Regions from separate parts of the Mus musculus genome. Here region 1 is linked to region 2. Evidence: chromatin loops called from intact Hi-C (ENCODE). Cell type or tissue: left cerebral cortex. All regions are shown on one strand. Region 1 overlaps Lztfl1 (leucine zipper transcription factor-like 1). Region 2 holds the start of Gm51700 (a long non-coding RNA gene).

Evidence for each region. Peaks named below come from ENCODE experiments on the same cell type or tissue, not always from the same donor. Only the 100,000 strongest peaks of a DNase experiment are listed, where the experiment ranks them.
Region 1: a loop joins it to region 2, with 3 times the contacts of the local background. A loop is called at or near these places in 4 of 42 quality-filtered maps.

What each region holds. Positions count from the first base shown.
Region 1 is chr9:123,700,093-123,704,092 of GRCm38, forward strand. Lztfl1 (leucine zipper transcription factor-like 1) reads right to left here. Exons shown (of 10, transcript NM_033322.3): 8 at 2,033-2,209; 9 at 778-881; 10 at 1-11. Among named protein-coding and RNA genes, the nearest start is that of Lztfl1, 16 kb to the right of the region's middle. In left cerebral cortex, no CTCF peak of the experiment used is centred here; no DNase peak of the experiment used is centred here.
Region 2 is chr9:123,843,290-123,847,289 of GRCm38, forward strand. Fyco1 (FYVE and coiled-coil domain containing 1) reads right to left here. Exons shown (of 18, transcript NM_001110253.2): 2 at 170-319. The coding sequence starts at 224. It overlaps Gm51700 (a long non-coding RNA gene), which reads left to right and starts at 2,821. Exons shown (of 2, transcript XR_003948283.1): 1 at 2,821-4,000. In left cerebral cortex, a CTCF peak has its summit at 1,948; a DNase peak (open chromatin) is centred at 2,047.

The DNA of each region.
Region 1 (4,000 bases), 140 kb before region 2:
CAGATTCATATCTGGAAATAGAATTGAGAGCATAATGTCCTTTTTGTTCTTGCTACTGCCATGAGTGAAGTCCCTCTGGTAGCTATCCCAGGAGTGCTGTTACTACTCATTTTACAGCCCCACTGCAGCAGAAGTCAGTTATACTCAGGGCTAGTTCATTTTACAGCCCCACTGCAGCAGAAGTCAGTTATACTCAGGGCTAGTTCATTTTACAGCCCCACTGCAGCAGAAGTCAGTTATACTCAGGGCTAGTTCATTTTACAGCCCCACTGCAGCAGAAGTCACTTATACTCAGGGCTAGTGCTATTATGGTGACTTGGAGTCTACACCAGATCACCTAAGATATCTTCAGATTCTAGGCCTGCATTTAAAATTTAGACCCTTGATATCTTAGTACAATTGCAACAAACCTAAAATCAACAAGAACAGCTAACATGTCTATGAGTTAAGGGTTAGCAAACCTCCTCCCAAGACAAATCTAATCTTGAATTCACTTTATAGATGTCTTCCCTGAGAACAAATGCAAAATGTCAGCTTCAGCTGGGTTTCTATGCAAAGCCACTGATGACAAAATGACCCCAACTAGCAAAGGACATCAGTGCCAGAACACTGCGAAGTATAAATACCTAGCGTTGCCTTGCTAGTTGCTGTTTCTGTGCCTTTGCCTGCAACTGAGTACAGTGTGGTGAGGAAAAAGGTCTAGCTGAGCCTAAAAGCAACCCTGTAGCTCATTGGCAAGTGGGGAGAGGAACCCCAAGCCAGGAGCAGCCAGCTTACTTTGCCAGTCTTTTCCGTAGGTCTTTGATTTGATCATTCTTTTTGGTGAGAATCTCTTTCATGTTTCGATAAGCTGCTGTTTGTTGAAATTTCTTCTCTAACTCCTGTTTTATGAAAAATGTTGTCAGCCCATTACTAAGGAACGTTAAGGGAAGAATAACAAATGTGATTAAAAAATGCATGTTGTTGGCTAATTTTCTAATTTCCTTAAAAGCATATTTGTATAATATTATAACCACCTGAGCTTTAAAAATACTTCAAAGGAGAATCTAATAAAATAGTATTATTTTCCAAAGTAACACCATGTTAGCAAGTAACTTAATCACACTGTGCCCTCAATATGGGAACCTGTTCAACATATAAACTAACTTTTAAGTAAAATATGTACAATATTTTTCTAAACCCCCAAGTTTTAAATCCCAAGGAGGAAGGGTTTTGAGTGTGAATTTATATAGACATAATTCATGCAGGGAATTGGAAATATAAGTAGTTGTGAGACATGTGACATGCGTGCTGAAAGCCAAATGCAAATCCTCTGCAAGAGTCTTAACTACCAAGCATCTTTCTAGCCCTGAGTTTGAGGATTTTTAGTTCCTAGGACTGTAGCACAGCTGGCAGAACACTTGCCTAATATGTAGGAGCCATGAATTCCATACCTAGTACCCAATCCTTTTTCAAAAAGAATTATGATTGAGAAAATAGATTTACTTATTTACTTTATGCATATGAATGTTTTATAGAACATGTATTTATGTATGTATACCATATGAATGTCTGGTGCCCATCAATGTCAGAAGAGGGCACTGGATCCCCTGAAACTGGAGTTACAGATGGTTAAGAGCCACCATCTCTCCAGCCTTGCATAAATATTCTTAAATATGTAATTCCTAAAGTGAAAAATTTACTATTTCCCATATACACCATTTAAAAAAAGGTTTCAAAATCTTACAACAACAACAAAAGCCACCCAGATCTCTCTCAGGCTATAGAAGAACCAGCAGACAGACAGTAAAGCAAGGGTGCAGGGTGGAGGCAGCGTGTGGAGGAGAGAGGGAGGGAGCAGTTTGTTTATTATCACGAAGATGGAAGAAGGTAAGTGCCAAGAAATGATAGCTCTTCAGAACATACATTGGCTAAAATTCAGAATAAAATGAGCTGCCCCTGGCACTGTGTACCACTTATCTAGTCACATCTGTGCCTCTCTACTGTGCGTATTAGATAACAGCCATGAACAGGCGAAGCCCTTCCGTCTGACCTTTTCAGCCATGCTCAGCTGCTCCTGTACTCTGAGGAGGTCATGTTTGGCTGCTGCTAGGTTCTCTTCCAAAGATTTTTGGTTTTCTGTCTTGTCATTAAGTGTCTTCTGAAATTCACTCCTAAGAGTTGCAACTGTATTTTCCAAGTCATCCAAGTCTTGGGCCTTTAGCAAATCCTATGAAAAACAAATACATGAGTATAATTTCCCTTGATATACGAAATAACAGCAGTTTTAAAATAGTGACTCAACATCCAAGGAAAGAAAGAGTAATGCTTGTTTGTGTGTGCACACAGCTTTTCTCAACAGTCTGGGTAAGTGGCAGCCCCAGCAGGATTGCCAGCAGGCTCAATCCAGCCTCATCCTTGGTGTACACAGGGAAGATACTCAATAGTCACTGTATTCCAAACATAGGAAATAGGATTTTTGAACTGCTAGAATTTTAGTCAGAAAGGAACAAAAGAAATGAGATCTCAATTTGACAGTTGTGTGTACCAGGAAAGGAATTGGCAAATCATACGGAGAAGGGAATTGGGGGCATAGTTTCTTGTAAATCAAGCTGGCTTCAGACTTGCTTTGTAGCCAAAGATGATCTTAGGCACCCATCCTCCTGCTTTCACCTTCCCCAGTGCTGGGATTATAGGCATGTACCAACATGCCTGGTTTATGTGGTACTAGGGATCAAGTTCAGGGCTTTGTGCTCACTAAGCAAGCATTTAGTTACCTGAACTATATCCTAGCCCCTGACAAGTTATTCTGAAAAGCCAAAACCAAACAAATAAAACAAACCTTTCTTGTCCTCCATTCTAACCTTCCTAGACTATTATTTGTCCTGTAGCAGCCTGCTTGCAGGTGCTTCCCACCACATCTCCATCTCTTGGGTGCCTTTTGGTGTGGACCCCAGTTCCTCTAGCTCTTTCATGCTACCTTTCTCAGCCTTTCCTCTCAGGCCATTTCCATTTCTTTACATTACTCTCAACCTACAGAAGCACTCTCTACTAGGGACTCCACTTGTCCAGGACCAAGAGTGGGCAACAGCAACTAAGAATGGAACACTCACCCACAGAGACATGACCAGACACCTCACTAAAAACATACTTGAAACATCTTAATTCCAGATGCTTAAATCTCAGCACAAAAACACAAACATGAACAGCCAATACAATATGCCTTCTCCAGAAGCCAGTAACTTCATGGTAATAGGACCCAAGCAATGCAATCTAGGTGAAGCACAAGACAAGGACTTCAGAATAGCAAATATGAATATGTTCAAGGACCTTAAAGAGGATAGAAACAAATGTCTTAATGAAGACAGTGAAAATAGAAATGGTTGAATAAAATAAACATTTCAACACATGCACACACATATTTGCATGCACACATACACTAGCTAAAACAACCTTGAATAATAAAAGAACTCCTAGAGGTATCACTATCTCAGATTTTAAGTTTTATTATAGAACTATAACAATAAAGATAGCATGGTATGATAATAGACATACTGATCAATGGAATCAAATTGAAGACCCAAACATAAATCTACATATCTATGGACACCTGACTTTTGACAAAGAAGTCAAAAACATACACTAAAGAAAAGACAGGATCATCAACAAATGTTGCTTGTCAAACTGGATAGATGCATGCAGAAGAATGCAAATAGATCCATACTTACGAACCAATCTACACAAAACTCAACTCCAAATGGATCAAGGGCCTTAACAAAGGCCAGATATACTAAGTCTGATAGAAGAGCAAGCAAGGAATAGGCTTGAACTCATTGGCACAGGAAGAGACTTTCTGAGCAAAACACTGATAGTACAGGCACTAAGACCAACAATTAACAAATGGGACCTTATGAAACTGAAAAGCTTCTGTATGGCAAAGGACCTATCATTTGTACAAAGTGACAGGCTATAGAACAGGAAAAGACATCAATTATACACCAATAAAGAATTAGTATTCAAA
Region 2 (4,000 bases):
AGCCTTCCCATGTGCACAGAGACTGGATATCTGAAAACCAAATATTTCAATATGATGTGTCCCTGAGGGCTCGAATTACTCTGTGCGTGAACAAGGAGAGGGCTGAATTCTGACTATCAACAGGCAAGGCACAAGCCCAAGTTCCTTACAACTAGCCACTCAACCAGACCTTGTAGATCACGGATGATCCTCTGGAGCTGAGTCTCAGTGCTGCTAGAAGCCATGGCTTTCCTCTTTCTTAGATGTGTAGGTCCAAGCAGGCTATCACTTCAGTGCTGTGTGGCTGCTGGTCAGCAATGGTCAGACTCCATGGTAGCACCTGTACAGGGAATAGGCCACAGTTTATAGAGTGTAGAGGACCTTCACTCTGGGTATAAGGACTCATCAGGTATCTTTCCTTAAGGAGATGGCTTGATCTTTCTGTGTGAATCTTGTTAGCAGGTTTGCTTCTGATATACTTATATTCTGACATCATGACTTGATTCTAGACTGTTCTGTGTGTGTTTTGTCTTTTTTTTTTTAATTTTTTTTTTGTTTGTTTTTGGTCAACTTGACACAGGCTAGAATTACTGAAGAAGGAACCACAGGTGAGAAAATGTCCTTTAGACTGGCCTGTGGACAAGTCTCCGGGGCAGTTTTTAGATGAGCTATTGATACAGGGAGGCTCCTCCCACTGTGGTTAGTGCTACCTGTGCAGGTGTTTCTGAATGGTAGAAGAGAGCAGGCCGAGCAAGTCACAAGGAGCAAGTCAGTCAGCAGCACTGTTCCACGGCTTTTGTTCCTGCTCTTGCCTCCAGGTTCCTGCCTGGCTTTCCTCAGTGACAAAGTATGACTGGAGAATTTTAAGATAAAATAAACTCTTTCCTCCCCATGTTGCTTTTGGTCACATTCTTTATCACAGTAACAGAAACCCTAACTAAAGTAAATGTGAAAAGAAGCAAGATCAACTCAAAAGCAAAGCTGTTTTTTTCCCAAGCTACTCTTCCTGTCTCTTGGGACAAAACTGCCTCATATTTAATCCTCAGAAAAGTCTCCATTGGCTCCTTCACGTTTTCCCACAGAGGTCAGACCCGCTTATCTCAGACTCTGACACCTCTAAACCCTGTGGAGCCAGATCTGCTCAGAGCCATTTTTCTTATACTTCTTTCAAAGGAATAGTCAGAAAACTTCTAGCAGGCAGGGTTTAGGGGTCCAAGAAGCAGGGGATACATACCCTAGGGCTTCTAACAGGAACAGTCTGGTATGCCTAGTAAAAGGTGGCTCTTCCATTATCAGACTTGAGCCTCTTCTACCTTGTGTTCAGCTAAGCCTGAGAATGAAAATGTTCCCTGACATGGGCTTACATAGCCCTCCCATCAGACCAGAGACAAGGTACTATTTTAAGCTCAGTCATAGTTTTCCCCAGTTGGAGAGTCTACAGCTAGTACGACTTGGGCAGTTGTTAATGTCGTTTAAGGTCACAATATGTTTGAAGACGAACAAAAAGAGATGTGAGCACCTACCTGGAAGAGAGTTCTGACCATGCATTTGGACATCAAGGCCTTTAGGAAGCTTTAATTTGCCCTTTAGGTATTCTGTGCAAAGGCACAATGTCTGCTGTAAGGACAGTAGCAGCCATATTCCCGAGAGCTGGTACATATTTACACAAAGCACTTCTCACAATCATCATGGTAGGGTAAACACCTTTCCTGTTTACAAAAGAAAAGCTGATGCTCTGTAACCTAAGGCCCAGTGTCAATGACTAGAAGTGGCTTACTCTTCTATGTGATTTCAAACCTGGGGTTTTCTCAGTAAATCCTGCTGTGCCCTTAAGACAGCACAGTCACCACTACAGAAAATGACAACACTTCTCCTGGCTCCTACCTTGAATTTCAGCAGTTCACAGTAACATGTCACCTTGAATCTGTCTAACATGTGCCAGCTCTCTCTCACTCAGTGCTATGGCCCCCTTCAGGTTTCAGGAGGTGGGGCAAGGAAGCCCTGGAAAGGAAACAGCAACTAAGCCATAAGTGACGCCAAATATTTCTAAGCAGTAGAGTGACTGGTCAGGTCAGCAAAGGCTTGTCACTAAGCAGATGCCTAGGGTCTATTTTTAACACACAAGCCAGCACAGCCGTGACTCAGTGAAAACACAGAGAGCCTCTCAGGCCCAGGAAGAAAGAGCCAGGCACTCAGACAGATCACAGTCTTACTAACTACTCCCGATAAAGGCCCCTAACAAGTACTGATGCCACTCATCAAGGATAATAGACTAGACACAGGAGCAGTTTATGAGAAGTCTGTTTCTCATCCCAGTGTTTCTCCAGGTAGAGGGGTTCACAAGGCATAGTCTAGCTTTACTAAAGCTGAGTTACTGTACTCACTAGTTTATGTCAATTTGACACAAGCTAGAGTCATCTGAGAGGAGGGTTCTCAATTGAAAAAAATGTTTCCATAGATTAGGCTGTAGGCAAGCCTATTGCATTTTCTTAATTAGTAACTTATATGACATGGCCCAGCCCATTGTGGGGCCTTTTGGAGGAGCCCAGAAGATGGTGAGTGGGTTCTAGATCTTGGACACTGAGTTATGTATAGAATTGGAATTTGCTTTTGCTTCTTCAGATCAGATTTTGACAGTGCCCTGGCTCGTCTCTCTTAAAGAACGTATTTAACCTATTTTTCACTTTACAGGAGCCCGCAGTTGAGAGACTTCAGTTTTTTTAAAAAAGAGACTGAACTTTTAAAGTATTAGAATTTGTAAGACGGTTAGACTATTTAAGTTTGCAAAATGTTTTATATTGTGATGTTGATATTGACCTGTAATATTGCAGCTGAACAAGGGAATGAAAGGAAAGGTTGCAGTTAACACTGATGTGTTGTGTGTCAAGTTGATAAGGGGTCAATTGTGCTGGCCAGTTTTATATCAATTTGACACAAGCTGAGAGAAGGGAACCTCAACTGAGAAAATGCCTCCATAAAGATGAGGCTGTAGGCAAGTATGTAGGGCATTTCTTTAATTAGTGATTAATGTGGGAGTGCCCCAGCCATAATGAATGGGGCCACTTACGGGCTGGAGTCCTGGGTTCTGTAAGAAAACAGGCTGAGCAAGCCATGAAGAGCAAGCAAGCCAACAAGCAGTATTCCTCTATGGCCTATGCATCAGCTCCTGCCTCTAGCAGGAGCTATTTGAATTTCTATCATAACTTCCTTCAGTAATGGACTATGATGTGAAAGAATAAGCCTACAAAACCCTTTCCTCAAAAGGCTTCATCAAGAGGTATTTCTCATAGCAATAGTAGCCCTATCTAAGAAGCTCTCTACCAAGGAGAGTAAGAGAAAAACATTTGGTATCCAGATAGAGTATAAGTGGCCCAGGCAGGGTTATAGATAACAACTCCTGGGTACTTGGCAATAAAGGAGAATACATCACAGACATATTCAACCAGTCACGATGCATGGCCTTGAGAAAGCTCAGATAATCTCTGGTGCTAACAAGCTGATAGCCAGACAAGATGTATTTTTGGCACCATTATTAAGGAAGAAGATCTCATTCAAGATTGAGAGTGTCACAGCTCTGAACAATGCTGGTGGTGAGGAGTTCTGGCATTTAAGGAGCTTAACACCATGGGAAAAACAGACATGTCTCCAATAAAGTTGTAAATGAGAAAAATCATTTGAGGCCGGATAAAACACCAACTGTCCAGTACTTATAATTATAAGCTTTCGTTACAGAGTCTCATACCTCCTATGGCTCTTGGGCATTTTATATTATGGTACTTTAATCACTGTTTTTTCTACTTGTTCTATAACTCCATTACTGTTCATATTTCTCCAGCACCTAGTACAGTTCAGGTATATGAAGAATCCTCAGTAAGTTACTTGCCAAAAGAATGGGACAGAATATAGATCCTCAGTACACAAACCAAACAAAACCTTGAGGAATTAAAGTATGCCAAAAAGGTAAATAATAAAAATCTTTCAAATAGTGGAAACATGGGTAAACTTTCAGCAATCTAAATAT